2 separate regions of the Mus musculus genome follow, and region 1 is linked to region 2. Evidence: chromatin loops called from intact Hi-C (ENCODE). Cell type or tissue: heart. All regions are shown on one strand. Each heading gives the region's core, and the rest is flanking DNA. Links, peaks and the distances in the headings are about the cores only. Region 1 overlaps Nckap5 (NCK-associated protein 5). Region 2 holds the start of Nckap5 (NCK-associated protein 5).

Region 1 (16,690 bases), core at 3,910-11,909, 170 kb after region 2:
TCAAGTAACATATAAAGGCAAGCCTATCAGAATTACACCAGATTTTTCACCAGAGACTATGAAAGCCAGAAGAGCCTGGACAGATGTTATACAGACACTAAGAGAACACAAACTGCAGCCCAGGCTACTATACCCAGCCAAACTCTCAATTATCATAGAGGAAGAAACCAAAGTATTCCACGACAAAACCAAATTCACGCATTATCTCTCCACGAATCCAGCCCTTCAAAGGATAATAACAGAAAAAAACCAATACAAGAACGGGAACAACGCCCTAGAAAAAACAAGAAGGTAATCCCTCAACAAACCTAAAAGAAGACAGCCACAAGAACAGAATGCCACCTTTAACAACTAAAATAACAGGAAGCAACAATTACTTTTCCTTAATATCTCTTAACATCAATGGTCTCAACTCGCCAATAAAAAGACATAGACTAACAAACTGGCTACACAAACAAGACCCAACATTTTGCTGCTTACAGGAAACTCATCTCAGAGAAAAAGATAGACACTACCTCAGAATGAAAGGCTGGAAAACAATTTTCCAAGCAAATGGTATGAAGAAACAAGCAGGAGTAGCCATCCTAATATCTGATAAGATTGACTTCCAACCCAAAGTCATCAAAAAAGACAAGGAGGGACACTTCATTCTCATCAAAGGTAAAATCCTCCAAGAGGAACTCTCAATTCTGAATATCTATGCTCCAAATACAAGAGCAGCCACATTCACTAAAGAAACTTTAGTAAAGCTCAAAGCACACATTGCGCCTCACACAATAATAGTGGGAGACTTCAACACACCACTTTCACCAATGGACAGATCATGGAAACAGAAACTAAACAGGGACACACTGAAACTAACAGAAGTGATGAAACAAATGGATCTGACAGATATCTACAGAACATTTTACCCTAAAACAAAAGGATATACCTTCTTCTCAGCACCTCATGGTACCTTCTCCAAAATTGACCACATAATAGGTCACAAATCAGGCCTCAACAGATTCAAAAATATTGAAATTGTCCCATGTATCCTATCAGATCACCATGCACTAAGGCTGATCTTCAATAACAAAATAAATAACAGAAAGCCAACATTCACATGGAAACTGAACAACACTCTTCTCAATGATACCTTGGTCAAGGAAGGAATAAAGAAAGAAATTAAAGACTTTTTAGAGTTTAATGAAAATGAAGCCACAACGTACCCAAACCTTTGGGACACAATGAAAGCATTTCTAAGAGGGAAACTCATAGCTATGAGTGCCTTCAAGAAAAAACGGGAGAGAGCACATACTAGCAGCTTGACAACACATCTAAAAGCTCTAGAAAAAAAGGAAGCAAATTCACCCAAGAGGAGTAGACGGCAGGAAATAATCAAACTCAGGGGTGAAATCAACCAAGTGGAAACAAGAAGAACTATTCAAAGAATTAACCAAACGAGGAGTTGGTTCTTTGAGAAAATCAACAAGATAGATAAACCCTTAGCTAGACTCACTAAAGGGCACAGGGACAAAATCCTAATTAACAAAATCAGAAATGAAAAGGGAGACATAACAACAGATCCTGAAGAAATCCAAAACACCATCAGATCCTTCTACAAAAGGCTATACTCAACAAAACTGGAAAACCTGGACGAAATGGACAAATTTCTGGACAGATACCAGGTACCAAAGTTGAATCAGGATCAAGTTGACCTTCTAAACAGTCCCATATCCCCTAAAGAAATAGAAGCAGTTATTAATAGTCTCCCAGCCAAAAAAAGCCCAGGACCAGACGGGTTTAGTGCAGAGTTCTATCAGACCTTCAAAGAAGATCTAACTCCAGTTCTGCACAAACTTTTTCACAAGATAGAAGTAGAAGGTATTCTACCCAACTCATTTTATGAAGCCACTATTACTCTGATACCTAAACCACAGAAAGATCCAACAAAGATAGAGAACTTCAGACCAATTTCTCTTATGAACATCGATGCAAAAATTCTTAATAAAATTCTCGCTAACCGAATCCAAGAACACATTAAAGCAATCATCCATCCTGACCAAGTAGGTTTTATTCCAGGGATGCAGGGATGGTTTAATATACGAAAATCCATCAATGTAATCCATTATATAAACAAACTCAAAGACAAAAACCACATGATCATCTCGTTAGATGCAGAAAAAGCATTTGACAAGATCCAACACCCATTCATGATAAAAGTTCTGGAAAGATCAGGAATTCAAGGCCAATACCTAAACATGATAAAAGCAATCTACAGCAAACCAGTAGCCAACATCAAAGTAAATGGAGAGAAGCTGGAAGCAATCCCACTAAAATCAGGGACTAGACAAGGCTGCCCACTTTCTCCCTACCTTTTCAACATAGTACTTGAAGTATTAGCCAGAGCAATTCGACAACAAAAGGAGATCAAGGGGATACAAATTGGAAAAGAGGAAGTCAAAATATCACTTTTTGCAGATGATATGATAGTATATATAAGTGACCCTAAAAATTCCAACAGAGAACTCCTAAACCTCATAAACAGCTTCGGTGAAGTAGCTGGATATAAAATTAACTCAAACAAGTCAATGGCCTTTCTCTACACAAAGAATAAACAGGCTGAGAAAGAAATTAGGGAAACAACACCCTTCTCAATAGCCACAAATAATATAAAATATCTCGGCGTGACTCTAACGAAGGAAGTGAAAGATCTGTATGATAAAAACTTCAAGTCCCTGAAGAAAGAAATTAAAGAAGATCTCAGAAGATGGAAAGATCTCCCATGCTCATGGATTGGCAGGACCAACATTGTAAAAATGGCTATCTTGCCAAAAGCAATCTACAGATTCAATGCAATCCCCATTAAAATTCCAACTCAATTCTTCAACGAATTAGAAGGAGCAATTTGCAAATTCATCTGGAATAACAAAAAACCGAGGATAGCAAAAACTCTTCTCAAGGATAAAAGAACCTCTGGTGGAATCACCATGCCTGACCTAAAGCTTTACTACAGAGCAATTGTGATAAAAACTGCATGGTACTGGTATAGAGACAGACAAGTGGACCAATGGAATAGAATTGAAGACCCAGAAATGAACCCACACACCTATGGTCACTTGATCTTCGACAAGGGAGCCAAAACCATCCAGTGGAAGAAAGACAGCATTTTCAACAATTGGTGCTGGCACAACTGGTTGTTATCATGTAGAAGAATGCGAATCGATCCATACTTATCTCCTTGTACTAAGGTCAAATCTAAGTGGATCAAGGAACTTCACATAAAACCAGAGACACTGAAACTTATAGAGGAGAAAGTGGGGAAAAGCCTTGAAGATATGGGCACAGGGGAAAAATTCCTGAACAGAACAGCAATGGCTTGTGCTGTAAGATCGAGAATTGACAAATGGGACCTAATGAAACTCCAAAGTTTCTGCAAGGCAAAAGACACTGTCTATAAGACAAAAAGACCACCAACAGACTGGGAAAGGATCTTTACCTATCCTAAATCAGATAGGGGACTAATATCCAACATATATAAAGAACTCAAGAAGGTGGACCTCAGAAAATCAAATAACCCCCTTAAAAAATGGGGCTCAGAACTGAACAAAGAATTCTCACCTGAGGAATACCGAATGGCAGAGAAGCACCTGAAAAAATGTTCAACATCCTTAATCATCAGGGAAATGCAAATCAAAACAACCCTGAGATTCCACCTCACACCAGTGAGAATGGCTAAGATCAAAAATTCAGGTGACAGCAGATGCTGGCGAGGATGTGGAGAAAGAGGAACACTCCTCCATTGTTGGTGGGATTGCAGGCTTGTACAACCACTCTGGAAATCAGTCTGGCGGTTCCTCAGAAAATTGGACATAGTACTACCGGAGGATCCAGCAATACCTCTCCTGGGCATATATCCAGAAGAAGCCCCAACTGGTAAGAAGGACACATGCTCCACTATGTTCATAGCAGCCTTATTTATAATAGCCAGAAACTGGAAAGAACCCAGATGCCCCTCAACAGAGGAATGGATACAGAAAATGTGGTACATCTACACAATGGAGTACTACTCAGCTATTAAAAAGAATGAATTTATGAAATTCCTAGCCAAATGGATGGACCTGGAGAGCATCATCCTGAGTGAGGTAACACAATCACAAAGGAACTCACACAATATGTACTCACTGATAAGTGGATACTAGCCCAAAACCTAGGATACCCACGATATAAGATACAATTTCCTAAACACATGAAACTCAAGAAAAATGAAGACTGAAGTGTGGACACTATGCCCCTCCTTAGAAGTGGGAACAAAACACCCATGGAAGGAGTTACAGAAACAAAGTATGGAGCTGAGATGAAAGGATGGACCATGTAGAGACTGCCATATCCAGGGATCCACCCCATAATCAGCTTCCAAATGCTGACACCATTGCATACACTAGCAAGATTTTACTGAAAGGACCCAGATGTAGCTGTCTCTTGTGAGACTATGCCGGGGCCTAGCAAACACAGAAGTGGATGCTCACAGTCAGCTAATGGATGGATCACAGGGCTCCCAATGGAGGAGCTAGAGAAAGTACCCAAGGAGCTAAAGGGATCTTCAACCCTATAGGTGGAACAACATTATGAACTAACCAGTACCCCTGAGCTCTTGACTCTAGCTGCATATGTATCAAAAGATGGCCTAGTCGGCCATCACTGGAAAGAGAGGCCCATTGGACACGCAGACTTTGTGTGCCCCGGTACAGGGGAACGCCAGGGCCAAAGGGGGGGAGTGGGAGGGTAGGAGAGTGGGGGTGGGTGGGTAAGGGGGACTTTTGGTATAGCATTGGAAATGTAAATGAGCTAAATACCTAATAAAAAAATAAAAAAAAAAAAAAAAAAATAAAACCTGGGGCTCTTTCCTTATGGTGGTGGGCCCTAATCTCTATAACTATGAATCAGAATTATACTTAAGGAAGTATGCTGGCCATTGTTTTGTGCTAAGAAGAAACTAAACAAGATCACCGATCTAAAGAGCCTTCCCTGCTATGGATAGTCTGTTCATGTATTTATTTGTTCATGCATTTCTTCCATCTTTTAAACTAAAAACTCCACCAAAGTCAGAATACTGTAACCTTCATTGTTCCTGTGGCCCCAGTGCTCAGGATATGGTGGCCGTGCAAAAGATAATCCTTTGGTAACTCTTCATGGAAGACCTGTGAGCTTGTGTTGATGTTTGGCCCCAGAATTACGTACAATCCTCAGCAGTCAAGAGCTTGGCAGTTCCATCGGCAATATAGCTTCAGTGCTGTGTGGTCAGAGAACCCAAGCATGTGCTGGCAGTATATAGAACACGGTTGTCACTAATCCAGAATGGAGTCTGAGGCTAAGCAAAGGATAGACCTGGAGTTGGTAGCAATTCTCAGAAAACTGTTTGTAGCCTCCAATTCCCTAGAGACTTACCCCTCCCCCTTTTCTCCCTTGTTCTGATGCCACAGGGCAACTTTTCTCAGTGGCCAGTTATCTGCCCAAACTCTACCATGACTTAAGCTGTTTAAGGTTCCAGGAGTAGCACATAGGCTACTGAAGCCCATCTTCACTGTCTAGGAAGTGACTGACCAGTGGCTATTTGGCCAGTTCATGCTAGAAGGGTTGAGGTGAGGTTGTCTTTTTCATCAAAAATTGTAAGGTGATTCATTATTTTAAATGACCTGGGAACAACACAAACCACATTTGTTATACCAAGTTATACAGATAACATACTTTATGAAAGTATGATATGAAAATAACTGAAAAATAATAATAGATAATATATTTATTGAGTGCTTACTTTGGTCATATGTTTGGATAACAAGATTTGATAGCCATAATTCCATTTTCTCTCTGCTTCTGGAAATGAATAATGACTACTTTTAGTTTAGAGGAATATTAAAACCCTAACTTAATCTTACAAACCTAGTACTTAGCAGAGTTAGGAGTACAGTGTGTCTGTTTTAAAGAGGTGCATAAAGGACAGAGAGGTCACCCTTGCATCACAAGATGTAGAGGTAGTTGAGAGTCAGACCGTGGAGCCGATTACTCAGCTCTAGAGGTGACCTCTGCAGTGACCTGTTGATTGAAAAGGGGATGGCCAATTGATGAGAACATGTCTGATGAGGATTGACATCCTTTTCTGTTTCATAAAACCTGGGGCTCTTTCCTTATGGTGGTGGGCCCTAATCTCTATAACTATGAATCAGAATTATACTTAAGGCAGTATGCTGGCCATTGTTTTGTGCTAAGAAGAAACTAAACAAGATCACCGAACTAAAGAGCCTTCCCTGCTATGGATAGTCTGTTCATGTATTTATTTGTTCATGCAGTACAGTGTGTCTGACTTCACTAACTGAGCTCTTTGCCTGCCTGCACCTTGCCTCTGAGAAGTGGATCATATGGCTTCCTGGCACCTTCTTGTTGTAAGAAATATTAAAAAGAATGGCGAGTTTCCAAGGTGCACCCAGCTGCTCTCAGCTTTGGCAGTCTTGCCAGCCATTTCTTATCTTGTGGAGACTCTTTGACTCAGAGCTCCAAAATCTCTCCACCCAGGTCACGAAGTTCTCACTGTCCTGTTGCTACCATGTCAGTCATATGCTTCAAAACCCCAATGGCCTTTTTGGTGCACATCACCACTGCTTGAACGAAAATGCCAAACAAACTTAGTTCAGAAACAATGGTAGCTCAATCCCTGGGTGCAACAACTAGAATCCGAATCTTGTGAGCCTTATTAAATCTAAATCCTCTGGCGGTGAATCCTGGCAGATCTGCCATATAAGCCAGGAGACACTAGTAGCTACATATTGCCCTCTCGCTATCCCCTCCAAAAGGCCCCTAACTCTCTCCTGCTTCCTCTCTTCCCCTGTCCAACCCAGAAGTCCCGCCTACTTGCCTAGTGATTGGTGGGTGAAGAGGGATCTATGAAGTTTGCTGTCATAGTGATAGGCTCAACTTCAAGCTGTTCCACTCCTTTCTCCAGGTGAATGGTCCTTAGGTGACTGCAGGGTAAATCTATGGTCCTCCCAACTGCCCACCGCCTGGACCCATGTTCTTTACACTGTCATGCAACAGAACTTTGTTAGAACAGAATTCTAGAGACTAGCTAGCCCATGTCCTCCATGGCCTCCCGGAGGAGGTTGTGACAAGGTTAAGTATGCTTAGGAAAACACGGCTAAGACATGGCTAGAGCCAGTGAAAGCCTTGTCTGTTAAGTCTAGTTTTGAATTATTAGTTAAGTCTGTTCCTTGACAGCTTCATACATGTAACAATGCATTCTGATTATTCTCCAGCCTCATCCTCCTATCTCCCTCCATTCCCTGGTGGCTTCCACCCTAGTCCCTTTCTCAGAATCATGACTTTGTTTTTGTTTTCTGACCCCTGTCATGTAAATAGGGTAATCTGTGTGACCACTGGATTGGTGCTGTCCTTTGGAGCCTGGTGAGGTCTATGGGAACCTTTGAGTTTTAAGATTGACCCATTTCTCAGTGACAGCCTTTTCAAATCCTGACCTTTTTTGCTGCCTTATTACTACAAATTCCTCATTGTTTAAAAATACCTCTTCTCTTCCCTTTCTGGTCCTCCTAAGGTTTTCCCGTCTTCCCTCTCACTGTGTCTCTGATGGCTTCCTGAGCTATTTCTGAAGGCACATGAGTGTTGAATAATGCCCATTTCTATAGCTATCTGGGGTTTGTATTTTCTTTGTGGACAGGCAGGGTTATGAAAGCAATGTGGGCTATGGACAGCTGCTACTGAGTCTGACAAACAGGAAAGTGCCCCCATGGCTATTTTTAAAGCATGCTTTCAAAGATGCAGGGCTGGGGCACTTGCCTTTCCCTCCTCCCCACTGGCTGTGTTTTCCAAGGCATAATTCACTAAAGTTGTTGTCATGGTTTCTTCAAGGGCTCAGCTCCCCAGAGGGTCCCAGCCAATGACAGCCCTTATGGAAAAAAAAAAAAAGGGTGGGAATACGGAATTGCCGGAAACACAGTGACCCATTGAGTGAACTGGTGTCCATCAGTGATTCTTATGAATGGATGACTAATTGTTTTTATGGGAACAGAAACAGTAAGGGACTTCTCATAATGCCCAAGCCTCTTGCATTACACCAGTATCTTGCCCTTTTCATAACTGCTGAGGGGAAATGACATTGTAAAAACTTCACTTCTCACCCCGTCAGGGAGTCGGCATTTCTGATCTGCCACTGAGCACAGCTCATCTGATGAAACCCAGTTCTATCATTGATATATGTGCCTCTGTGCAGTTGCTGGTGCACATATGTATGTGCATGTATGTGTGTGCATGTAGATGTTTGCGCATATGTGTGTGCATGAATGTAAAGGCCAGAGGTCAACCTTGCTCTCATTCCTTATTTGGCTTTTGTTTGTTTGTTGTGTTTTTTGTCTTGCCCTGGGACTTGCTGATAGGCTATGCTGGCTGGCGGGGGGCCCCAGGGATCCTCCTCTCAGCCTCCTCAAGGCTGGGGGTTCACATGCTCATCACTCCACTTGACATTTTTTCCCACGGGTTCTGGGGATTGAACTCAGATCCTTGTTCTTGCAAGATAGGCATTCTACCCAGTGAACTGTCATGTAAGCTCTCTTTAGGTTTGTAGCCCTGACCCTTTTGTGTCTTCTGAACGAGTCATACTGTGTGTTGAAGAACATTTTTACTTTAAACTGCAGGGAACCTTTGGAGAGAGTGTCAAAGGCATCTCTCCGGAGGTGGAATGGAGGTTTACCGCCTCTGCAGGACGGGCTTCCCAGCATTGAGTTTTGACATTTCCTCTCCAAGAAATAAAAATGATGATGGTGATATTGTTGACTGGAAGAATAATAATAAAAGATTCAAGTGAAATTTGGCAAAGGGTTGAACTGTCTTACCCAACAGCATAGAAAACAGGTATCCACTATATGAATATATCTTTGTATTTCTGAATTTGTGCCACTGGTGATGCATTTCTCTGAAAAAGGCCTGTGACTTTCATACAATAGAGACACTGACCGTGGCTCACTCTCTTCTGTATGCTCTATTCTTTGTGGACATCCTCACTACGGTGCTTATATCACTGAAAAAAATCAGCCTTTTTAGTAAAGATGCAAACCTATGGGATGAACATGACTGTATGGGCACATACGTACCTGCATGATAGAGAGGGATTCACTCAGAGCCTTTAGCCTGAGATAGACACATGATCTTATACTTTATCCGACCTGTCTTGGAGCTATTGGGTGTGTCGTATACAACAAATGACCTACGGACATCCTAGAAAGCTTGTCAGTCTGTCTGTCCGTCTGTCTTTCTCTTCTCTTCTGTCTCTCTGTCTCTCTCTCTGTCTTTCTCTCTCTCTCTCATCTCTGTCTCTCCCTCCATGTTTCTCTGTTTTTCTCTTTCTCTCTCATTTGTGTTTTTGTGTGTGTGTGTATGTAATGTGCTTGTATTCGTGTGTGTTTACATGTGTGAACGCAGGTGCCTATATGTATACATGTACATGTGTGTACATGCCCACATATGTCACAGCACTTGAGTGGAGGTCAGTGGATCGCATACAGACGTCAGTGCCGTCCTCCCACTATGTGGCTTCCAGAGATTAAGCTTAGATCACTAGGCTTGGCAATGAGCGCCTCTACCTACTGAGTCATCTCACTGGCCCACATCCTGGGCACGTATAAATGCTGACCCAGCATGAAGTCATAGTACGTTAATGACGGATCCTAATACTGGTCTGATGCCTTTCCCTACCACAAATTATTCAGCACGTTGGCAGATGGGATATAGACCACCTCTATAACTATTCGATTGCAATCACTGTGTGCTTAGAGAAGGGATAAGCTACTTGCACATTTTCTAGCCATAAAATGTGTGCATGTACATGTGTTGTGCATATGTGTGTGTGCAACCGAGTATACTTGTCTATGTGTTCCTTTGTGTGTGGAACTCAGACGTTAACTTTGGGTGCTGTTTTCAGAATGCCTTTCGCCTTGTATTTTGAGACAAGCTCTCTCACTATGTCCTGGAAGCCGTTGATTTGGCTGGCTGACCGTTTAGCCAGTCAACCCCAAAGATGCTCCTGTCTCCATCCCCTCAGCACTGGTATTTGGTATTACAAGCATGTCCACTGGGCTTTCTATAAAGGGCTGGTTTGGGGGATTAAACCAACCTGGTCCTCACACTTCACCACAAGTGTTCTAATGACTGAGACATTTCGCTGTCCCCTTCACACCTAATTTTTTTTTTTTAAAGTGTGAGCCTACTATGTCTAACTACAACTTAAATTTGTTACTTTGACCTTGTCATCAGTTTCTAACTGAAGGAGAGTGCTTACATTAGCATTTTCTTAGACTCTGAAGTCTAAGAAAACCTACTGGTTTCTTTGGAAGATAGTTATTCATCTTTGCAAGCTAATGTTGACTCTTCCTCATTAACATGTCACCTCAAAGCTGCCCAGATCTACAGAGATAGGTCAACTCAATTCTAATGGGTAAATCAAGTCCAATTGGAGAATCTCTTAGAACACAGGAGCCATCTGCCTTTCCATGTCTGAGTGAATAGAGAGCCCGATGTTAATTCTGTAGGAGAAAGAGCATAGTCTAAATGGAACCTTCACACACATCTCAGCATCTTTGTACCACGGGAATGCTATCAGAGGAATTACATCATAGCATCTGTTTGTTCATTGCCTAATTTCCCTAGGAATGCAAGATCTTCTTTGCCCTTCTCTTTGCTTCTTTTTGTGTTTATATTTATGTTCCTGGTGTTTGTGTTTGTTTGTGTGTGTGAGAAAGAGAGAGAAGGGGAGGGGGAGGGGAGGGGAGGAGGGGGGGAGAGGAAGAGAGTATATTTGCAAGTGTGTAGGAGCTTGTGAATGAGGGCCAATGGTTGATATTGGGAATCTTTCTTGATCTCTTAGATTATTCTTTGAGGCTTTTCAGTGTCATTAGGTTTGCTTAGAAGAGAATGGGTAAGATGTTATTTACAGACATGTGGGCGCTTTAACATTGAATACGCCACCTAGGAACATGGTTCTGCCTTACTCCCCTAGAAGCCTTTAATTGCATAGAGAACCTTGCAGAGGGATGGGGCCTCAGCAGCCCAGGTGACATATGTATTTTAATTTTTCTTCACAGACTTTAACCCAGTAACTAACAGGACATTGAGGGACTTTGCTGAGGGACAGATAAAGTATGAACTCGATGTACATTAAGTTGTGAGGGGACGACTCCTTCAGTTTGAAGAACATGAATTCAAGGCCCAATCAATGACTAGCCTGATGCTATACACTGTCATTGGTGACTTTACTATGGCACCATGCCCCCTTGAATTCATCCGGGCTTCTGAGGCCCCACTCCTCTGACAGGTTCTAATGTGCAGTCAATGGTTTCTGGGGAAGTAAGACAGAAAAGCTTTCCTCAGTGGCGTATCCACTGCTATGTTGCCTACATTCCTGTGAATGACTTTTCATGTTTTAAGCCTTTGGATTCTAGGGAACTCATCAGAGAGGGGCAGATAAAGCAAACACAAACACAAGCCTTATTCTAGTTTTACTCTGTTGCTCTGATAAGACACTCTGAGCAGAAGCACTTCAGAGAAGGAAAGATTTCTTAGGCTCCTACTTCTAGGTCACAGTCTACCATTGATGGAAGTCAGGGCAGGAATCTCAAGCATAAACCATGGAGAAAGGCTGTTTGCTAGCTAGCTTACAGGGTCATGATGAGCTAGCTTCTTACACAGTCCAGGGATCATCTGACAGGGAATGGTACCACCCAAAGTAAGCTGGCTCCTCTTGTGTAAATTTACAAGCTTATAGGTCCCCCCCCCACCCCCACAGACATGCCCACAGGCCAGTCTGACCCCTTAGGCAATTCCTCAGTCTAAGCTTTCAGATGGTTCGAGTTCTGTCAAGTTGACAACCCGGAGGAACATCCTCGTTATTCATTGAGAATCTGGGCATGTTGTATTGAGAGCAGCACCAGGTGTCCCCATGGAAGAATTTACTCACCACTGGGAGATACAAACCCCACAGTGCACTCTCTCTGCTTTGAAATTCTAGAAATAAATCACAACCACATGGAGACAGGGACTGGGCCAGATGGTCATTACTTAGTCCTTTCCAGCTCTCTGACTCAATTCTGGAGACTCAGCCAGAATGGAAATAGCATCCTGTCTTCCTCTAGGCTTTGCCTGTATGCTTTGTGAGTGGTGCTACTCTGGTAGGAAGCCCTCCAGAAATACAGCATCCACAGAGCCCAGGTTCCCACTTAAGCTTGCCAAAGGGCTTTTTCAGGGCTGAGGACAGAGCTAAGTTGGTAGAGCATTTGCCTAGCGCATGTTAAGACCCAGATTCCATACCCAGCACTATATATAGGCACTAGTAGTACTCAGGGCTTTAGTACGTAGGTCTTATCAGGTATATACAGGAGGATCATAAGTTCAAGGTCATGTTCATTTATATATTCAGTTCTAGGCTAGCCATGGCTTCTTTCTCAAAAAGGAATAACTACATTAGTTTTGAAAATGAAGAACTCAGACAAAATAATGGGTTCAATTATTTCCTACCGGTGATCTTCTTTTGTAAGACAACGCCAAAGGAGATTAATAGGACAACGTTATAACCATTGGCCCAGAATGTTAACTGCTAAAGCATCAAAGGACATTATCCAGACATTAGCCATGGGTTTTCAAGCTGAGCTGATTACAAAGTCACTGGAGAAACTTGGTTCACAAGTTTCTGGTTCAGTAGGTTTGGAGTGGCATCCTGGAGTCTTTTTTCAGTTCTGATTGTCACCCTGCTCTGGAAGCCAGTCTAGAAAATCTCAAGGTCTCTCCAAAGAGCTGGTGCTATCTTTTTTTATTTCTTTATGTTTTAGGTGTGTGTGTGTGTGTGTGTGTGTGTGTGTGTGCATGTGCCTGTGCATATGAGTATGTGTGTGTCAGTATGGATGTGTGCACAGTTGAGTGCAGCTGCCTACTGGGGTCAGATCTCTTGGAGCTTGAGTTGTAGGTTGTTGTAAGTAGCCTGATGTGGGTACTGAGACACACACAAACTCAGGTCCTCTGCATGTGTAGTCAGTATGTGCTCTAACCTCTCACCCAGTTCTCCAGCCCTCCAAGTCCTACTTTTGAGACTGCTGTTGAAACATAAACTTGATAAACTTGGTTCAGGATGAGAGAGAGAGAGAGAGAGAGAGAGAGAGAGAGAGAGAGAGAGAGAGAGAGAGAGAAAGAGAGAGAGAAAACTTGCTTTGCAAGCATGGGGACATGAGATCACTCCTCAGAACTCATGTGCTGGTGGGTACACTAGTGTGCATGTATAAACTCAGTGCTGGTGGGTACACTAGTGTGCATGTATAAACTCAGTGCTGGGGATGTGATGACACAGGGCATGTGCCTTCCTGATGCTCACTGCCCCTCTTGTGAAAAGTTCCAGGCCAGGGAGAAATGCTGTCTCAGGAGAATGGCAACTGAGCAATGATACCTAAGGTTGTCCTCCAGTTTATACACACACACACACACACACACACACACACACACACACACACCCCTCCCTTCCTCTGTTCATCCTTGCAAAAAAAAAAAAAACCAGAAAACCTATTTTTTTTCTATGAAGAATTAGCAAAGTTCTAAAAACTTGTTTTGTAAACCCAGAGCGTGTAAAACACACCCAGTGAGGGAGAGGGAAGCTTGGACTCATTTTCAAGTTGCCTAGTTTGTTTTTATGACCTGTTTGGCTTCTGGTCAGATAGACTCAGAGTGCTCCTGTTCAGTGCATGATGGGAGCCAAGTCTCAAGTTTGTCTGAGTAATTCTTTAGCATTATTTATATGGGATATTAACTAATGAGCTAGACTCCCTCATCTGGTGAAATCAAGACAAGAAAAGATAACAGATTTAGAATTAACCAGGATCAGATAATGTCCTAGAGTTACATTGATTTTTCTTGATGAATTTAGGATATTGAATTTAGAAAAGCAGTCATTTTTAGGATATATATATACATATGTATATATACACATATATATATGTATGTATGTATTTTGTATGTATGTATATATATACATAAAACCACTTCATAGATAGGTAGCTTATGGAAATATGGAGGATGGGGAGAGAGAGAGAAAAGGAAGAAAAATGTGAGATAAAGCTGTGAGTGTAATGGCTCATGCTGGTAATCCCAACAGAAAGGGAGGAAGGCAGGAGGATTAACATCCTCATAGGCTACATGGTGAGGCCAAGATTAGTCTGTGCCCCATTAGATACTGTTGTATGGGGGGAGACTGGGGGAAGGACAGGGGGAGAAAGGAGAAAACAAGAAAGAGAAAGAGAAAGACTGTGTTAGTTATCAAGCAAATAGATGGATACATGAGCTGTAATAGAGAGGTGGACATGATTTCATGGATAAAAGACTCTTTACCCATTCTTTAGCTTCTTACCTGGAAGTTACTCCTCTGAGAAGTCCTCTGCTATCCCAGTAGCTTCTAAAGAAAAACAACGGAAGTTAATAGTCTTACCAAGGTGGTAGGTGAAAGTCTAGGCAAGGTTCAAAGATGCCCAGGCAGTTACCAGGGTGGTATGGGATGGATCTGGGCACTTTATCTCGGCAGGTGGACATTATCAGGAGCACTGAGAATTTCTTCTGCTCGACGACAGGGGTCTGCCATATTGTTTACTTTTCGGGACACATTTGATAATGTTGCCAGGTATTTGAGTGTCCAGCCATTTAACCGTACCCATCATGTGTGCCTCTCTCTCTCTCTCTCTCTCTCTCTCTCTCTCTCTCTCTCTCTCTGTGTGTGTGTGTGTGTGTGTGTAGTACTTTCCTTCTAATCCAATAGACGAAATGTGTTTAAAGAACTTATAGTTCAATAACGTAGGTTAAATTAAAATCTTACAAAGAATCATGCATATTTTGTGAACTACTTATTATATACTTGGCTACTATACCCTTTTCTTTCTTTCTCTCTGTCTCTCTCTCCCCTCTTTCTCAACAGAATTAGAGGAACATTTTAAAAAATCTATACATTCTATTGTTAAAAAATAAGGATTTTAAAAAATAAGGATTGTTTAAAAAGTCAGTGATGGCAAGTAGCTCAACGGGTAAAGTCATTTGCCTCTGAAACATAGAACCTAAGTGAAATTGCTGGGCCCCACCCGATGGTGGGAAAGAACCAGCTGCTGCAGGCTGCCCTCTGACCTCCCCATGTGTGCCATGCAATGCACACCTCTACCCACAAATAAATATAATAACATAGAGATTTAAATTTCTCTTCATATTACTATGGGCCACCCTTCCACATAATAACGTTGAATCTGGTCAACTTCCTGTCTAACATGAGAATTTTTCATTCATAAAATCTCATATCTGGTCTGTTTTTACACATTTATTAACCCCCTGGCTTGTGTTTATGGGATTTTCATCTGTTTGCCTGTCTGCTTCATGGTACTAGGGATTAAATTTAATAGTCTTGTACATCTAAGGAAACCTTTATAGATCCTATTAAGTTTGAGATTAAGCTTAAAACTTCAGTCTTTTTTTTTTTTTAAATAAGGAAGCTAAAGAAATTAAATTTATTTTTTCAATGCTTGTGACTACATTCAGGATTCCTGCATTTTGGGCATGATAATTTGGATGTGCAATGTATCTCAGAAGGCTCCTGTACTAAGTAAGGCCTTGGTCCTCAGCTGGTGGCACTACTGTGGGAAAATCTGGAAATGTTAGAAGTTGGCATCTAGCTGGGAGAAATAAGTCTCTGGGAAGGGGAGTGGCATTCAGATTTGAATCTTGGCCTCAGCCCTTCTCTGTTGTTTGCTTCCTGGTTGGCGTTGGGTTGCCATGATCTTTACTACTCTATGCCCCTCTCACCAGGATGCCCTTGCACCCCAGCCCAGAACCAATGCCTGGCTTTGTGCTAAACCCACCAAAGATGTGAGCCAAAATCTCTCTCTCTCTTTCTCTTTTAAGTTGTTCTGAATAGTATCTGTCCAATATGAGGAGTCTTGCTAACCCTCTGGACAAGCGCTCTGCCATAGAGTTATAGCCCTAGCCCCATTCAAGAAAATAATTTCAATCTACTTAATTAATTTTTTTCCAGTGCTGAGGATTTAGTCCAGGCATCCTATATGCTAAGCAAGAGCTATATCATGGAGACAGCATCTCCAGCCCTGGGGTGTTCAATAAAATGTGTCATCCATGGTGAAGGGATGCCAGCCTTATCAGAAACCTTTGCTGGTTTATCTCTCAGCAGTCCTTACTCAGTGTAATTGCTGTGACGTCTACTGAGACAGAACAGTTTACAGACTGTCCTGAAAGATTCCAGTTCATGGTATCATCCACAGCCCTGCCAATTGAGATGGCAGGGAAGGTGGTGTGATCCTCCTGTGGTGATGATAAGAAATGAGGATTCAGAAATGTTGCTCAGAAGGGTCAAGTTCCAGCTCTGGTGAATGGAGTCCCTGACCCGTAACCCAAGGCTGTACTCTGTCTATGTAGGGGCGCTTTAAGGAAAGCAGCAGAGGTCACTGCCTTTAAGAACTCGTTTCCAAGTGGGGATAAGTATGCAAGGAAACATGTCAAGAATAAAAATAAAGAATTCATATCATGTCATAAAGGCAGCTACTGGTATGAGGAGGGAAAATCCCTGACCATGCAGGTTCCTCACCATGGTGTGTGTGTGTGTGTGTGGGGGTCACCATGAAAAAAA
Region 2 (16,690 bases), core at 3,889-11,888:
GTTTTGACAAAACTGATACATAACCAATGAATAATTCATTGTTCATCTTCCCCAGATCACTGTACTGGCTCTGAAATATCTGTTTCCTTAAATTCCCATACTTACATGGTTAAAAATTCACTCTAGAGAGAATTTAAAAATTCACGCTGGAGAGATGATTCAGTGGTTAAGAGCACTTACTGCTCTTCCACAAGACCCAGGGCTCCCAACACCCTAAAACCAGAGGATCACTGGGGATCCAATGTCCTCTTGCCTTGGAGGGCACTCTCACATATTTTACATACTCTGCCACATATGTACATATACCATCCAGGAACACATTCAAAACAGCTCTTGTCTGTCTGGGCTTGATTTCAGCTTTCCTTGCTTCCTTCTTCCTTCCTTTCTTCTTTCCTCTGTGAAGTTCCATGGTCTGTTCTCCCTAAGTGCCTTTCCCTGAAATGTTATTAAAAGGAACAAAAGTAGATAAGAGGGAAGACGGATATTGAAAAATGAATAATGGGGGAGGTGATGGAAAGGCCCTTTCTCCATGAGGGCTGTGGAAGAGTAAGGTTTTTAAGTACAACCATTGATATTAATATAAAACTGTGCTTGTTTCTCCTGCTTTGGATAAATAGTTATATTTTTTTTGGAAAAGATAATTCATCGTCCTATGATTATATTTAATCATTACTGTGTTAAAAGTCTCTCACACTGGCTTGTTAATGGCTGACTGTTTCCTCATTTCTTTCAGGCAGAGTTGGGATTCACTCACCCCTTGTTCAAATGCCCCCTCCCCCAACATTGAAATGGTGCCACCTACGATGTGTGTGTGGAGAGATTTGAGGGTGTATGCTTGTGTGTGAAGGTTCCTGCATGGAGGCCAGAGATCAGCCTCAGGTATCATTCCTCAATAGCTGTCCTCTTAGTCTTTGAGATAAGAGTCTTTCACTAGGCCCTGGGAATTACCAACAATCTCAGGGATCCTCCTGTCTTCACCTCCCCAGTGCTGAGATTACAATTCATGCTACCGTGCCCAGGCTTCGTACATGAGTTCTGGGGATCAAGTTCAGAGATCAATGTGCAGAGAGTGAGAGACTTTGGAGCACTCAGTCTACGTCAGTGTTATCCCCATGTTCCCTCCCCGACTCCCCCCTACCCACCCCGATTATGTGAAGAGGAGACAGAAGGATTATAAAAACCAGAAGTGGTGGATGACCCCCCCCCCCAAGGAAAAAATGCCTTCCAGGCACAACAGGACTGAGGCACATTTAAACTCACAGAGATTGGCAGCATGCACAGAACTTGCACAAGTTCAAGACAGACATGGTCCAGCACAGAGAGGGGGAAGTGGACACAGGGTCCCTCTCACTCTTGACCAGAAAGCTATTTGCAATTGACACCTGCTGGCAAAGAGAAAATCATCTTTCTCCAAAGCAGAGTCACTGCGTGTATCAACCACACTCCAGAACAGGCCCCATGCCCAGAAGTAGCTGGTCAACACAAAACAAACACCACGTTCCTTACAAGCAGGACCCCTGCAACCCCCTTGTGGGTTTTTGTTTCATTTTGGCAGTTTTATCTTGTTGGTTTTGTTTATTTCTTTAGACTTTTACTTTTCTTTGTGTGTGAACAAGTTCAAGACAGAATTTGTCCTGGTGGAGGGGGGGGAGAAAGAGAGAGAGAAATAACCTTAGGAAGTAGGGAATTGGGGGGAGGGCTTCAGGGTGGCTAACTCAGGAGAGGACTTGTGCAAGCATGACGACCTGAGTTCAGTCTTTAGAACCCATGTAAAAAGTCATGTTTAGAATTCCAGCCCTGAGGAAACAGAAGCAGACAGAATCCTGTGGTTCACTAGGCAACATTCTAGTTTAATTAAGGATCTCCAAGCCAGTGAGAGGCTCTGTATCTCAAAAAAGCAAAAGTGGAGAGCTGTTGATTAAAGGAAACCAAGCTTGTGCTCTGGTCTCTACACACATTCACTTATATAAGCACATAATCATAAAAACACGTTCACAAACCCACATACCAACAAATATGCACACAAGAGAATGTACATGTGAGAATATGTACACATAGGAACATATATATGCATGTGTATGTATTATGCAATATATATGCAGTATTATGCAATAGATGTACACACATACATATATATGAATATACACACTGTCTTGGAATTATGGGTTTTTATACACTTGTGTTGCCTAACATTATTTAGCTATTTTCCAAGCTTGTTAGTCCTCCACAAAATACTAGCCTGTGGGTCTGGGATAGTCCTAGAGTTCGTTACCTGTGGAAGAGGAAGCAACACAGAAAAGAGGGATTTTTTGGCCTGAGTTTCTCTCAAGACATCCTTTCAGTTTGATTAATAACCCAAAACTTTATCTCTACCATATATGTTCTCTTTGGGGGGCAGTGACGCACCCTTCCATTCTGTCCAAGAGAACCGCTTACAGCAGAAAGATGGTACACTTCTTTACAGTTAACTACACCTAAAGGCACTGTCTGCTTTGCATTGACAGCTGGATGTCTACTCAGAGAAGCAAAGGATTACCACTGTATCAGTAGTGCTGAGGTGGTAAACTGTGAGGACACCCCGCAGTGCATACCCTGTACTTGTGGTAATTCCTCTCCTCTTCCCCCACCATCCCTGGATTAAGGGAATTAACAGGAAGAAGAGCCAAACCCTGAAGCTCTTCCTAAAGACTCTGCCTGAGAAGGTGTAACAATGCACTGAGACTTCTCTGCTACACTACCAATACTGGATTCTCAGCAGAACTCCTCTTTAATACCCTGTTGTTGCCCTGTGTCATGGAGATCTTGCAGCTTTAGTTGTATAGGACTGGCCTCTTCATGTATTATAGCAGTTCATACCTGGGGTAGATGTTGGGGTGAGCCAACTCAAAGCCCTGGATCTAGGCCTTGGTGGTAGGTGAGTTAGTCAGCCCACCAACTCTTTTGTACCCACACCACTAAGACCAGCTCTCTAACACTGCCCAGGCAAGCTCACCCAATGTTGCAGGGGCGGGATCAGCTCTCCTGATCTCATGCTCTTGGATCCAGCTCCTCCATGCCATCAAGGCTGTTGTACTGTGAAAGCCAGCTTTTAGGCAGCATTCTTTCAGCCGCACTTCATTGAGTTCCTTGGCCAGAGACAATGCTGTGTGGAATAGCAGACCTACCTTCAAGTTCCTCTCTTGACTTCCTTCAATGGACTATGACCTAGAAACATAAGCAACTCCCCTAAGTTGCTTTTGGTCAGAGCGTTAAATCACAGTAACAATGAAACTAGGAAGATGTTTTAGCAAAACATCTTCTTGAGTTGTAAGACAAAATCCCCACCCCCACCCCCAAATAAGCCAAGAAAAACTTTTAAAATACCTCTATCAAACTTGGCCTCTTGCAGACCTGTGTTTCGAGAAAAGAAAACACTCCTGACCACTGGAGAAAATACTGAACAATCAAGGAGGTAAGAAGGTGAGCCAAGCCAGAGCTGAGCTTCTCCTCAGTGGTTTATCCCAAAACTCAGGACAGTGGGCTGCTGTGAGTGACAGGAGAGCAGTGTTTGGAAGCTAGAAGGCAAGTCCAAGCTCTGTGTCCCCATTCTTCCATCTTTAAAATCTTGGTAATCACCGTGCTTTCAAAGAGCGAATCCATCTCAGGTCTTGGACCAAAGCCCATCCCAGAAAAGACACCTTGTGTGGCTTGTCTCCTGAAAACTCTGTTGACTTGTGTCTAAGCAATGCAAAGATATAGTTTTGGAGCATGTAAGGTCTCATCATGATTGCCTGTGACAATGATCAGGAAGTGTGCTTAGCAAGAACAAATTCCAAAGCTGTGCACTAATCATTTTGTCACTGGGATTTTGATGAAGTCTCCAAAGGTCAAGATACCATGGAAATGATAAGACTGTATTTGAAGACAGCAGCTGTAGCACATATGTAAATGTGGTGAATTTTCTTTGGCTTTCCAACACATTGGTGGGCTGCTACTTTCCCCCTAGTCTTCTGAAACACTTCTTTTAGATATGGGGGCTTTAAAACACCATTTCTGAATGCAAGGAACATCCAAAGTCACTCTTCTTGTCACTCTCCCCTTCCTTCTTCTCTCCCTACCTCTTCCTTCCCTCCCCCTCTCCTTTCCCTTTCCCTCCCTTATCTCCTTCCCTCTCCCTTTCCTCCCTCTCTTTCCTTCCTTCCCCCAACCCACATCTCTCCTATCTTCCCCTTCATCTTTCCTCTCACTTCCAGAGTCTCCCAGACCAATCTCTTGTCTTTGCCCAGAGTCACTGACCTACATCAGCACTAAATTTTGGGGCTAAAGAGGCTCTCCTAAGGAGCCAATTGTTTTCTGTTCCTTGACTTGTTTTTGACAGGTGGGTAGTTGTAGGAAAGAAAATATCGGGAGTAGAGTTTAAATCTCTGCCCTGCCAAGTCCTGGGAGTGACAATGTGAATAGTTCGGGCAGATCTTTATCTTATAAATCTGCAAAAGAAGGATAAATACTGTTTCTCCACAGCATTGTGTGATGGTTGCAAAGAGGTAACCCAAGTAGCATCTAGAACAATCATCTGTGTTCTGGTTAATTTGTTAGGTTTTTGAGAATTTCTTACATAAGTAGTGTATTTACATCATTTCCATACTCCTTCTTCCACTTCCTCTAACCCCAGTGACATACTTCCTCCTGCCAGGCTGTATCTCCCAAATTTCCTGAAACAGTATCAGCAACTGAGGACCAAGTGTTCAGATCTCCAAACCAAAGCACACCATTTCATATTTAAACCACCACACTGGTCAACCAGTCTAACAGAGTCTGTGAGTCCTACGTTCAGTGACGCCGCCGAGATCCTGTTTCAAAAATTAAGGCTGAGAGCAACTGAGGAAATGACTCATGTTGACCTTTGGCCTCTACATGCACACAACATGCATGTACAACTGAACGTGTACACAAAGAGACACAAAGTAGGAACATGCATAGCAAAAGAAAGCATACGCATACAAACTCAATTCTGTGAGTGAATGTATATGTGCATGTCCCTTGTGTGTGTGTACACATGCGTGTATGTGCCTGTGTATGATTATTTTCTTGCTTCAAATGTCCTTTAAAAAATAATAGAATCAGTTAATCTCTAAAATTCTCTTTCTGGAATGCTGATCTATTTGCTTATTAAACACTGAGACCAAACATTTACAAGTCCAGGTAAGAGACTCAAGATAGCAGAGACGGGAAGTGCTTGACATCAGAGAGCAAGCCCTCTCTTACAGAGATAAGGCTTTCTGTATGCCTTCTGATAAGCCAAGGAAGGCTACCACCCAGGCTTCAGGTCTTGGAGAGCACTCCAGGGGTTCCTGCTCTCTGAAGAGCTTGAGAGTTATTGGAATTCACAGTGGTGGGCCAGTGGTGTGTTTGGGTTTGGCAAAGTTAACCACAGTTAACTTTAAGTTAATTTGGAAAAAGAAGGTGGCTAGTTATGCAGTGGATCTTTCTGCCCATAGAATAACTAAGTGGGAGCTGACTGTATGGGGACAAAGACTCTCCGAACCTACCAGATGCAGTGCAGTGATGCATCCCACCAGGGTAAACTGCATACAACACATAGATCACCATCTTACCAATGACTGCGGGGATGGGGTGGCATTCTCCATCTTAGACCTCTGCCCACCTAGCAGCAATGCATTGAGTAAGGCAAAGGTATGGTAAGCACTTGTCATGCACGATGTTGTTGGCTCTTCCCTATGTTTTAAAATAGCAATCCTGTGTTTAACCTCATAGATGGCTACTGTTTCTCTCAGGTGTTGCTGCCTGTCTTCCAGTCCCAAAGCAAAGTGAAATCACAGGGCCCCTTGTTCAGTTAAGGAGACAAGAATGACAGGAGAAGAGCCTGGGAGACGGGTCATCAGGTAAAAGCCCTTGCCGAGCCTGATGAATCTGATCCTGGGACCCACACAGTGGGAGGAGGGAACTGGCATCCTCAAGTTGTCTTCCGACCTCTACGTGTACACACAATATGAACAAATAAATGTGATATAAGAATGATGTTAAAAGAGAGCACATTAACACACACACAAGCCCTTGCAGGGAACAGGGCTCTACAGGGCTATGAAGATTGCATATCCATGAGGCTGGCCCAGTCCTCTCTTTCAGCCTTCTCTTTAACTTCCCCGTGTGCTGGGTTTTGCCTCTGAGCAGTTCAACAAATCGTCCTGAACGATGCACACATACATCACCCTTCCTCATGTTCCGTCTTGTTGAGAACCACAGACAGTTTTATTAACATGAAGGAAAGGCAGAGTAATGAATGTATGTGTCAGTGTTTCCTGGCTCACATTTTCCATTGGAGAAGAATACTTGGGGTGCTTGCCTCGTTCTAGGTACCCCACTAAAGGCAGGTGCTCTGAAGGAGGGAGGTCATTAGGGCAACCCAGAAAGCCTGGGATTTTTTAATCTGTAAGCCCACTTGAGATATACCAATAAATCAGCCTCCTGGAAAATCAGCAGTCTAGAAAAAATGTGAAGGCTCTTCCATTTATCTCTTGTTTTATCTGACTTATGGTTTGCTTTGTTATTCTATTTTTTGAGACATTTATGCATAAGTGTTTGTTATCTACTGTTTAATGTCATAATCTGCCTAAGCTATCATTTTTTTGAGTAACATTTTTTGTATGTATATGTGAGAGAGAGTTCACACTCGCACTTGTGTGAGTATATGCATGCCCATATATATATGCATATATATATGCAGAGGCCAGAGAAGGAAGCTGGGAGCTCTCCTGTACCTCTTTCTGCTTTCATCTCGTGACATGGGGCAGCCAGCAAGCCCCAGCTACCCTCCTACTGAGATTAGAGGTGTACAGAACCACACACGGCTTTTTATGTGTCTTCTAAGGATTTGAACCCAGGTCCTATTGCTTGCCTAGCAAATGGTCTGACCCATCCAAGCGATCTCCTAGACTCTTCTTCACTTGTAATATTTTAAATTCTAATCAGGCTTATAAACACTGTGCGCTGATGATTATCTATTTGGATTCACGGAGAATTTATTTGAAGCTGGATCTAGCTGAGAGGTCACCAAGAAAGAAAGAACTTGAATAACTGTCTTTCACTCGGGAAAATATCTAGTGTGGGTTCTGGCTAATGAATGAGGGTGGAAAAGTGCTATGCATCTCAGGGGCTCTTTGAAAGTGAAAATTACTTGATTTAGCTTTTCAGGAAAACCAAATTATGCATATGTCCCTCCTGTAAGGCTGTACAAAATCAATGTTTGTAGAGAGCAGAACAGGGGCCGTAATAAGTCACCCCTTTCAGAAAGTACTCCCCTACCTGCAGGGATTCCCGCCCCCTTCGTTTTGGCTTTTTTTAGATGAATGAAGAATTTTCTCCACAAATTATTAATTATTCCATCTTGGCTATAGAACTCCGTTCCTTGTAGTTCAGTAGGAGTCAGTGCTATTCAAACTGCCGCTTTTGATGAAGTAATCGTCCGCTTCTGGGGCCTCTTTTCAGCTGCCCTGGGCGTGCGTCCCATGTAAACGACTGCCAAATAGATTCTTTCGACATTCCAGCCAATTAAAATACATTTAAAGTGCAGCTGGTGGAAAGGCAAGCCGGGCGATCCCGATCACGAGGAGAACTTCGGGGCAGTGAGATAGAAAAACAAACTTTGGGGCTCCCACGAGGCAGCGGAGAAGTCAGAAAAGGGAGCTAGCTACCTCTCACGCTACCCTCCAACCAGAGATGACACCTGGATCCCCACCTTAAAAGACACCAAGGAGGGAAGCCTGCTTGGGAGGGTGTGAGTTTTTCCTCTCTCTTGTTGCCTGTGGAAGCTGAGTGTTGGCTCGGTGCCCGGTGTGGTACTGCATTCAAACGCCCGCAGAACACAGGCGTGTTTGTTAAGCAAGCCAGTGATCAAAAACTCCTACAGGAAGATCCGAGAACCCCCCAGGAGCCCTCCTGGGTAGCACTAGGACTTTGGATGGAATGAGACAGAACCCCGGAGCAGGCTAACGGTGGCGGAGCAACCAGCTGGCCTGTCTGCTATGCCTTTTAGGTAAGGATAGAACTTTTCTTTGCTTCGCTTTTTGTCCCACTGCGTGTGGACTTTGATGTGGAGAATTAAGGTTACTGTGCTCAGCAGGAGCAGTGCAGTGGTCTGGACTTCTGATTTGCAGGTCTGCGTGATTTTTCTGGAGGACTCCGAGGAGGAGCCACTCAGTGTAAATACATCCAGGCATCGCTCAGCACGTGCAGGCTGCGTTGGCACTCACCATGGTGCCTTTGCGCGTGTGGCTCCCTGCTATTTTCTTCCGGTGCTTGCTTTGCGAGAATCCAGGTGTGTGGGGTTTCACAGTGAATTGCTTCCTCCTCGGAACCTGTAATTGCTGTCTAATGCCTGTTTGAGTTTTAGTTCCCATTTCTTGTCGCTGTTGTCTCCTTCCTGTGGTACCAGCGCCACACCTGTACAATCGAGCAAAGTTTACTTGGTTCTCTCTCTCTCTCTCTCTCTCTCTCTCTCTCTCTCTCTCTCTCTCTCTCTCTCTCTCTCTCTCTCTCTCTCTCCCCCTCCCTCCCTCCCTCCCTCCCTCCCTCCCTCCCTCCCTCCCTCCCTCCCTCCCTCCCTCGCTAATATCCAAACAAACCTAAGCATTTTGCTTTCCTAAAGAAAAGCCAAAATGTTTGGAAATGTCTTGGTAAATCTTGATTCTTTTTTCTGCTTCTGGAGTTGTTCCTTCACGGGCTTTCAGTTCAAGCTTTTCTTGGGCTTCAAGGAAACAGGTACAGCCCTGATATCTTGGCGCTGCTGTTCAGTCAGCTCCCAGCTCAGGGGTCCCAAGCTCCTGCCCAGTTCATACAGCTGAGAACACCAAGCAGATGTATAATTGAGCACTGGGCATCAATTCCTACCCACCAGTTGCCAGATGAAAGATGTTCAAGGATCTTGACTGTTTCCTATCTCTGGTTGTCATGGTTGGCTCATTCTGGCTTTGACTTTGTTCGCCGTGAACAAAGAATCTCGCACGTTTCACGGTGAGGGATTGTGTTGCAGAGACCTGAGCGCTGCTAAATGTGCTTTATTAATCTCTAACGTGCCAGTAGCTCAGAGCCCATGCCAAGTAGAGACTTTCCAAATTTTTTGGAGCTACCTGCTGCCAAGATAAACAGCGGTTGGCCCCAGGAGGGGTATTTTAAGGGATCTTGCAACAGCAAAGTTTTACCCATTAAGAGTGGCGAAAGTCAATGAAGGAAATACTGAATAGAAGAAGTTTCAGGGAAAAACCTGACTCAGCTCTCTACCCATTGAATGGACCCAGTGGAGAGAGTCCATCCTCTCATGAACAAAGGACTCTGGGTTTCCTGTGGGCAGGCAGTGACTTTGCTATATGTACACATAGAGCTCTGTTTATGATAGAGGTGAATGGAGACATTCGTGAACACAGATACTTTCCCTGCCTGTGGCAGTGCCAGAACTTGGAGGGAAAACACGGCTTCGTGTGACCTGTGCCTGTCCCATACAATGATTCCACCCTCCACCCCCAACAAACACACACAGAAGTCCATATGGACCCAAATGCAACTTTGTGTTGAATCATGGGAAGAAAGACCTTGGGCAATAGAATGGTAAGGTAATCTACGGCTCAGTTGGCAGGTCCCTGAGAGTGAATGGCTTCTCCAGACTCTGAGTTACTCACCAGAGCAGAATGAGGGGTACCATGCTGGTTCCTGGAAGGTGGGGAGAAAGCCATATATTCCTGGGAGACTCTGACTTTAGACATATATTCCATATGCAGGTACATCTTTTTTTTAAAAAAATAATACTTGTATTATTTATTGAGTACCCCATACAGGCATAGAGTGAACCCCTGCTCCCTCTCTTAGGATCCTTTCAGATTCACCCTTATGCCCTGTCTCTCCTCCCAAAAACACATATCTTTTTTTTTTTTTTTTTGACACGGTTTCTCTGTTATCCGGGAACTCACTCTATAGACAAGGCTGGCCTTGGACTTAGAGATCTGCCTGCCTCTGCTCCCTCTGCCCCCGAGTGCTTGGATTAAAGGTGTGCACCACCACTACCCGGCTCACACCCACTTTAGAAAAAGAGATTCTATTTATTTTTATGTATATAACCCTGTTTTGTCTGCATGTAGTATGTGCACCACATATATGCCAGGGCCAACAGAGGTCAGAAGAAGGCTTCAGATCCCCTGGAACTGGAGTTGGATCGTTGTGGGTGCTGGGAATAGAATCTGGGCCATCTACAAAAGTGAGTTCTTAGCTACTAGTGTTCTAAGTCACTGGGCCACTGCTCTAGCCCCCAGCTCTTTTTCTTTTTTAAAAAGTGAGCTAGCAGATTCAGTTTGAATTACCCATAGACTCATGCAAGTGGGGATGTCCACTGGTGCACACCGGCTTACCAGGGGCCACACTTTCAACAGCAACATCACACATTCACACATACACACATAGGCACATGCACACACATATACACACATGCACATACACACACACACACACAGAGAGAGAGAGAGAGAGAGAGAGAGAGAGAGAGAGACATGCCAAGTCTTCCCCCTCTCCCAAAAGCCATTATCTGCCACTCAAGTCCTTCATCCCTCCATGCTGGAGTCTTGGTTACCTTGATCTTGTACAGCTCTTGTGCAGGTAAACAAGGTGGTTTTAAATTGATGAGTACAGCAGTTCTGTCATGCCCAGAAGACAACTCCGGTCTGGCCCTTCCCAACCTTTGGCTTTGACAGTCTTTTTAATCCTTCTTCTTAGATGGTCCATGAGCCTTTGAGTAGAGAGTGATATATAGACGTCCTATTTATGGATGAGCATTCTACAGATACATATTCTCTATGGGCAGGGACTTCTGCCAGCATTGTTATGTGAGAGCCATGGCTGGGAGCTGGAAGGAGCTCCAACCACCTTTCTGAAGAAGGGACCAAGACACGAAGGTTTTACTAATATCCTTGAACAGTGGCGAGGAGGATAAAGAGAAAGATAGAGCTTTGATCAGGCAGGTGGTTTGATTGCCTTTAAGCAAAGTCCAGCCTCCTTCTCTCAGCTTAGCACAGGAATTGACAAGCTACAAATCAGGCGAAAACCTGCCCACTGTGTTTTTGTGTGGATAAAGTTTTATTGGAAGACAGCCACACCTGTTTGTTGACTTATTGTCTGTGGCTGCCTCTGAGCTGTTCCAGCAGAGTTGAGTCACTGTGGTCACACAGATCTGAGAATACTACTTGCAGGGAAAGTCAGAGAGGCTAGGCATAGAGAATCATGCTTCTTGAGCTACCTGTAGGCTAGAATACGTCTTGTTTTGAATTTCCATTCTGTGATGTGTAGGGGTGGGTCATTTTTTATACAATGTGATTCAAATATTGCTTCAATATTGTGGTTCTGTAAAATCAATGAGTTTGCTCTCTCTTCCTCTCTTCCTCCATCTCTTCCTCTTCCTCTTCCTCTTCCTCTTTCTCTCCGTGTGTCCATGTATGTGTGAGTGTACGAGTGCATGCATGTACAGTGCACATGCGAGGGGATCCAGGTACTGAATGTTGAATGTTGTTCCTCAGACATCTTCTACCTTTTCAATTTTGAGACAGAGTCTCTCACTGGCCTGGAACTTGGTCATTACAGAAAACTTCCAGGGATCTGCCTACCTCTGTCCCCTGTCTTATTGTTACTAATGTTTCCGATGTTTTTCCTGTCATAGCACCTGGCATTTTACACAGTGCTGTGGTTTGAAAATGAAATCTTCCCTATAGACTCACTAGTTTGAATCCTTGGTCTCAGCTGGTGAAGCTGTTTGCAAAGGTTATGGAGCCTCTAGGAGGTAGAGGCTGCTGGAGAAAATACATCACTGGGGAGGCGGGCATGGAAGTCTTATAGCCTGGCCCCACTTCCTGCTCACTTTGCTTCCTGCGTGTGGATGAAATTTGATCTCTGCCTCCTGTCAGGCAAACCTTAGCTCCTGCCTTCATGCCTACCCAGGCTTGACAGACTGAATTCCCCCCTGGAACTTTGAGACTTCCTTCCCTAACTTGTTTTCTGGTGGATTATTTTAATCCAGCAACAGAAATATTTTAAATGCCAGACAGTGGTGGCACACACCTTTGATGCCAGCACTTGGGAGGCAGAGGCAGGTGGAGTTCTGAGTTTGAGGCCAGCCTGGTCTACAGAGTGAGTTGCAGGATAGCCAGGGCTACACAAAGAAACCCAGTCTCAACCGCCCCCCCCCCAAAAAAAAGAAAAAAGAAAAAAAGGAAGGAAGGAAGGAAAGGAAGAAAGGAAGGAAGGTAGGTTGGTTTTAGGGATCAGAACTCATGTCCTCACACTTGGGAGGCGAGCGCTTTAACCTGTGAGCTGTCTTCCCAGTCTGGGAATATTCATTCTTAGTTTTTGCACTGATCTAGTAGTCAACAGGAAGTTGTGTAGAGAGTGGCATGAGTCTGTGTGACAACTTTGAACCACTCTGTGCTCTGCTCAAGGTTCTGCTGTCACTGTCCCAAGTCGTGTTCTGCTGTACACCAAGGAACAGATTCCCTTTGGAGCCTTAGCCAGTGATGTTTGGTCTTCCCGGAGGCTTCTTTATGGGAGTCTTCTTTTCCTCCATATCTCTGTCAAAGTTGACTTCTCAGGGGTGGGGCAATTTCTCAGTCACTTAAGTGAGTTCCTTGCAATAACAAGGACCTGAGTTCAAATTCCCAAACCAACACAGAAAACAACAACAAAAGCTGGAAGTAAAGGCACGACTTATTATTCCAGTTCTGGGGGTCTGGAAACAGGAGAATCCCTGGGGTTCACTAACCTGTCAGCATAGCCTGCTTGCTGAGTTCCAGGGCAGTGGAAAACCCTGTTTCCAAGTACAGGGTGGATGGCATCTTATTAATAACAGCCAAGGCTATGCTCTGGTCTCCACAAGCAGCTAGTCCCACAAACACACATACATATACATGTATACACACAAGTATAAATACATACACACAAGTACACACCCACTTACACATATATGGACATATACACACACTCATAGCATCAATTAAGCCTTTTGGCCACTTCATCTCAAATTTTTCTCTTATCTCACAGTTATTCCTTTTAACACTTACTTATTTTGTATGTGTGTATTATGAGGAATCACTTGTGCTGGGGCAGATATGTGGAGGTCAGAGGACAATATGTGAGAATTGATTCTTTCCTGGGAATCGAACTCAGGTTGTCAGATTTGGCAGCAAGCACCTCAATCCACTGAGCCAGGTCGTTGGCCCTCCCTCCCGTCAGCTCTCCTCCCTGTTGTTGTTCCTATCAATACTCCCCTTGTTAGCACTCCCTTTGGTACTTCCTTATCTCTCTGGTCCACATTTCTCTGTTTCAGTCTGACTCAGTAATGGACACCATGATCCCTTTGGGCTGGTTTAAGTAGAAGGAAAGATTTTCTAACTGGTTTTAGGTGGCATATGAAGTCTCACAGAAAGAGCCAGGCACTGGGCAGACCTCCAAGGGAAGGCCTGGGAACAGGGTGATAGAATCTCCCAGTGTGTCTGGGTTGGGACCAGGGATGCCACATGGCCAGCTCTGGGGCCACTCTGCCTTTGCTTTCTTCTCTCCCACTAAGAGAAACGCTTCTGTTGAGGAGCTCTTGCTGAGTGAGAGGCTGAGCAGCCAGAGCGCAGTCTGTGATCTTGGTACTGTGTAAAGAGGCTCTATGAGGTTCATTGGATTGAAGGTCTCACCTGCAAAGTGCTGTCAGCAGAGGAGGATGGGGCCAGTGAGAGGTGAGGCTTTCTAGGACATTCTGAAGGTACTGGTGACATATCCCAATGTTTCTCTCCCCTTCCTGTCTCTACCCACTCTTTCCCTCTTCTCTCCATTTCTTCCCTCCCACTTTCCCTCTCTCCCCCTCTCTTTTCTTCTGTTTTCTCCTACCCTCCTCTTGCTCTCTTGCTCTCAATCTTTCCTCCCTTTTTCTCCCCTTCTCTCCTTTCTTTGTCCCTTTTTACTCTTCTCTCTGCACTGCTTCTGCCTCCTCCCCTTCCTGCTCCCCCCACCTGCTCCTCTCCCTGCTCCTCCCCCTCCTCCTCCACCTCATGCTTCTCCTCCCTCCTCCCTTCCTGCTTCTCCCTCTCCTACCCCCTCCTCCTGTTTCTCCTCCATCCTCTTCCTCTTTCTTCTCCTCCTGCTCCTCTGCCTCATACTTCTCCTCCCTCCTCCTTTCTCCCCCTTCTCCCTCCTCCCCCTCTTGCTTCTTCTACTGCTCCTCTCCCTCCCCCTCCTCCTGCTCCTCCCCATCTTCTTATTCTTTTGCCTCTTTTCTCCTTTGCCCTTCTCTCACTTCTTTCTCTCCATCTCTCCCTACTCTTCCCTCTCTCCAGAGCTTCAGATAAATAAACTTTTCTTTGCAAGTTATTTCCCTCTGCTGTTTTGTCAGAGCCAGCAGAAGGCTGCATGACTTCGTGGAGTCTGCCTTCTGACCCTCTAAGGTTGCTGTTGGGTCTCCTGGATAAAATGAGTGTCACTATAAAACTTAGTCTACAAAGAGTCAGGCAACACCTGCCTCACTATCATTAACTTGTGGGAGAGCAGCATCCTGGAGTCTCAGAGTTCAATAGAAAGTAAGAACATGACCCAGACAATTGCAGCTTGGGCTACATAGCAAGACCCTGCCTCAAGAAAACAGCCATCAGGAGCAAAAAGCACCCCCTTCAAAAAAATCCTAACAATAAAAATAAATAAGTAAATAAATAAATAAGTAAATAACCTCAACCCTAACATCTTAATTTCTTTTAGCCTCTGCATTAGGATGGAGTTTCTGTGGCCTTCCCTGTCTCCTCCCCTGCTGGGAGGCTGTCCCTATTAGGGAAGGGACACCTGCCACTCCTTCACCACCCCAGGGCAGAGCTCACGTCAGTGTCTGACATGTGAGTCCATTCATACTGGATTTATTTTCTTTTATTACCCCTTGCAAAATTTCACATACATGTAGAATGTTCTAAGTCCCTCCATTATCCCTCTTCTCCTCCATTTCCTCTCCTAGTAAGTCTCCCACTCTTCGCAAGTCCCCCTTCCATTTTCACATCTTCTGTATGTGACCCTACACAATTAATTAGAGGTGGCTTGATGACCATGGGGTCATTTAGGGCTTATTTACTTGAAAAGGGTATTTGCTAGTGGCTACACTACTGTGGAATATGACTGCCCTTCCCCAGCAACTGTTAACAGCTTATACCTCCACAGGGAGGAAGGCCTCATTAGCCCCTACCCCATCTATGGTGATGATGGAATGCTGGAGGGCTGGTCTTGTTCACATCTTATACAAGAAGCCAGGGAATGCATGGTGGACTCTGTAACCGTGGAGGCATGCATTGGTGACTAGCATGCTCCTCAGTGACCTATACTTTATAAAAGATTACACTCAAAAGGATTTATATGTACCATTCAGCCTGAGAAAGGTCTCTGGTAGGAATTGCTCTTATACCTACTATGCTCATCTGGGAAATGTGCCTTGGCCTTCAAAGTTTAAGTCTATCCACCTAAGTCAAGTTCATCACTGCTCATGGATAGGCTACTCACGATGCTAGGTGACGTCATCAGTTTTGGGGGGCCTTATCATAAGCCCTGCATTACACTACATGCCATATATATGAGCTGTCCTATTTAATCTACACAAGATCATAGAGAGAGTAAGAATTGGCATTTAGAAAAAGGAAGTAGAGATTCTACCTGGTCAGATAGCTTTTCTAAGTATGCAGTGGAGTTAGATTTAATCCTGTGACCTCCCAAATGCCAGAGTCTAAGCTCTTAACCTCTAGTTTAACACAACCTTTAATTTATTGTTCCGGATGTTGGCCAGTCACCTGAGACTTCCCCTTTAGTTTCCAGCCTAGTGACGTTAATCTACTGCCTTAATCTACTTCATACCATATCAAGGTGCAGCCCAATCATGTGGGCTGAAGTAGCCGAACAGGCCTCTGGTGAACCCCGATGACCCTGCTGATACTGGCAAAGAATGTGTGAGTCTGTAAGTCGGGTTCTAGAAGAAGTGGGAGAGAGCTCGATTTTAAACAATTAACTCTCTGATAGCATTCTGGATTTGAGAACACCCCTCTCATAATTGGATCACCTCCATCCTTGTGCTAGATGTTAGATAAGGGTCTTCAAGTCTCTGGATTTGGTTGAAATTCTACATTGTATGACTTCCATTAGACTCAGCGGTGTTGATAATACTGCTAAGGTCGGTTTATATTGTGACTATTTTCTACTCTCTTTTTGTTGGGTGGATGGTAAAACAGCATATATTCCATATACACTGGCATCCTGCTTACTTTTTCAATGGGATTTAAGAAAATTTGGATTGGTAGAGAGTTTTCCTTTTATAAATCCATGTGATCTAGTAACTTAGTAAAACAAAATTTCAACTGATTTTGTTTTTAATCGGTCACTTTCTTAATCATCCTTCTTTGGCTCTTACAACAGTCCTGTGAGGCAGGCAGGGCAGGATTTTATACAAGAGAAAGAAGTTTTTCATGTCTTTGCTTCATATTTACATATGGATCAAGAGCTTCTATATTGATGCATTGATCAAGACCTTCTGTATTGATCAAGACTTCAGAGAAGGGTGAGGAGTGTGGCTCTGAACCCTTATTTTCCTGATGATCCCGGTAAGTTCTGACTACTGGTTTATTGACCCTGTGTCCAGTTGTCTGATTTTACCATG

The links. Peaks named below come from ENCODE experiments on the same cell type or tissue, not always from the same donor. Only the 100,000 strongest peaks of a DNase experiment are listed, where the experiment ranks them.
Region 1: it touches region 2 in a loop (2.0-fold over the local background); 2 of 42 quality-filtered maps call a loop at or near these places.

The regions. Positions count from the first base shown.
Region 1 is chr1:126,651,859-126,668,548 of GRCm38, reverse strand. The region is part of intron 2 of Nckap5 (NCK-associated protein 5); the gene reads left to right. Among named protein-coding and RNA genes, the nearest start is that of Nckap5, 170 kb to the left of the region's middle. In heart, for the core only: no CTCF peak of the experiment used is centred there; a DNase peak (open chromatin) is centred at 7,888.
Region 2 is chr1:126,821,659-126,838,348 of GRCm38, reverse strand. Nckap5 (NCK-associated protein 5) reads left to right here and starts at 7,717. Exons shown (of 17, transcript NM_001081756.1): 1 at 7,717-8,032. In heart, for the core only: no CTCF peak of the experiment used is centred there; a DNase peak (open chromatin) is centred at 7,538; H3K4me3 peaks cover 1,477 bases; H3K27ac peaks cover 1,042 bases; H3K27me3 peaks cover 1,277 bases.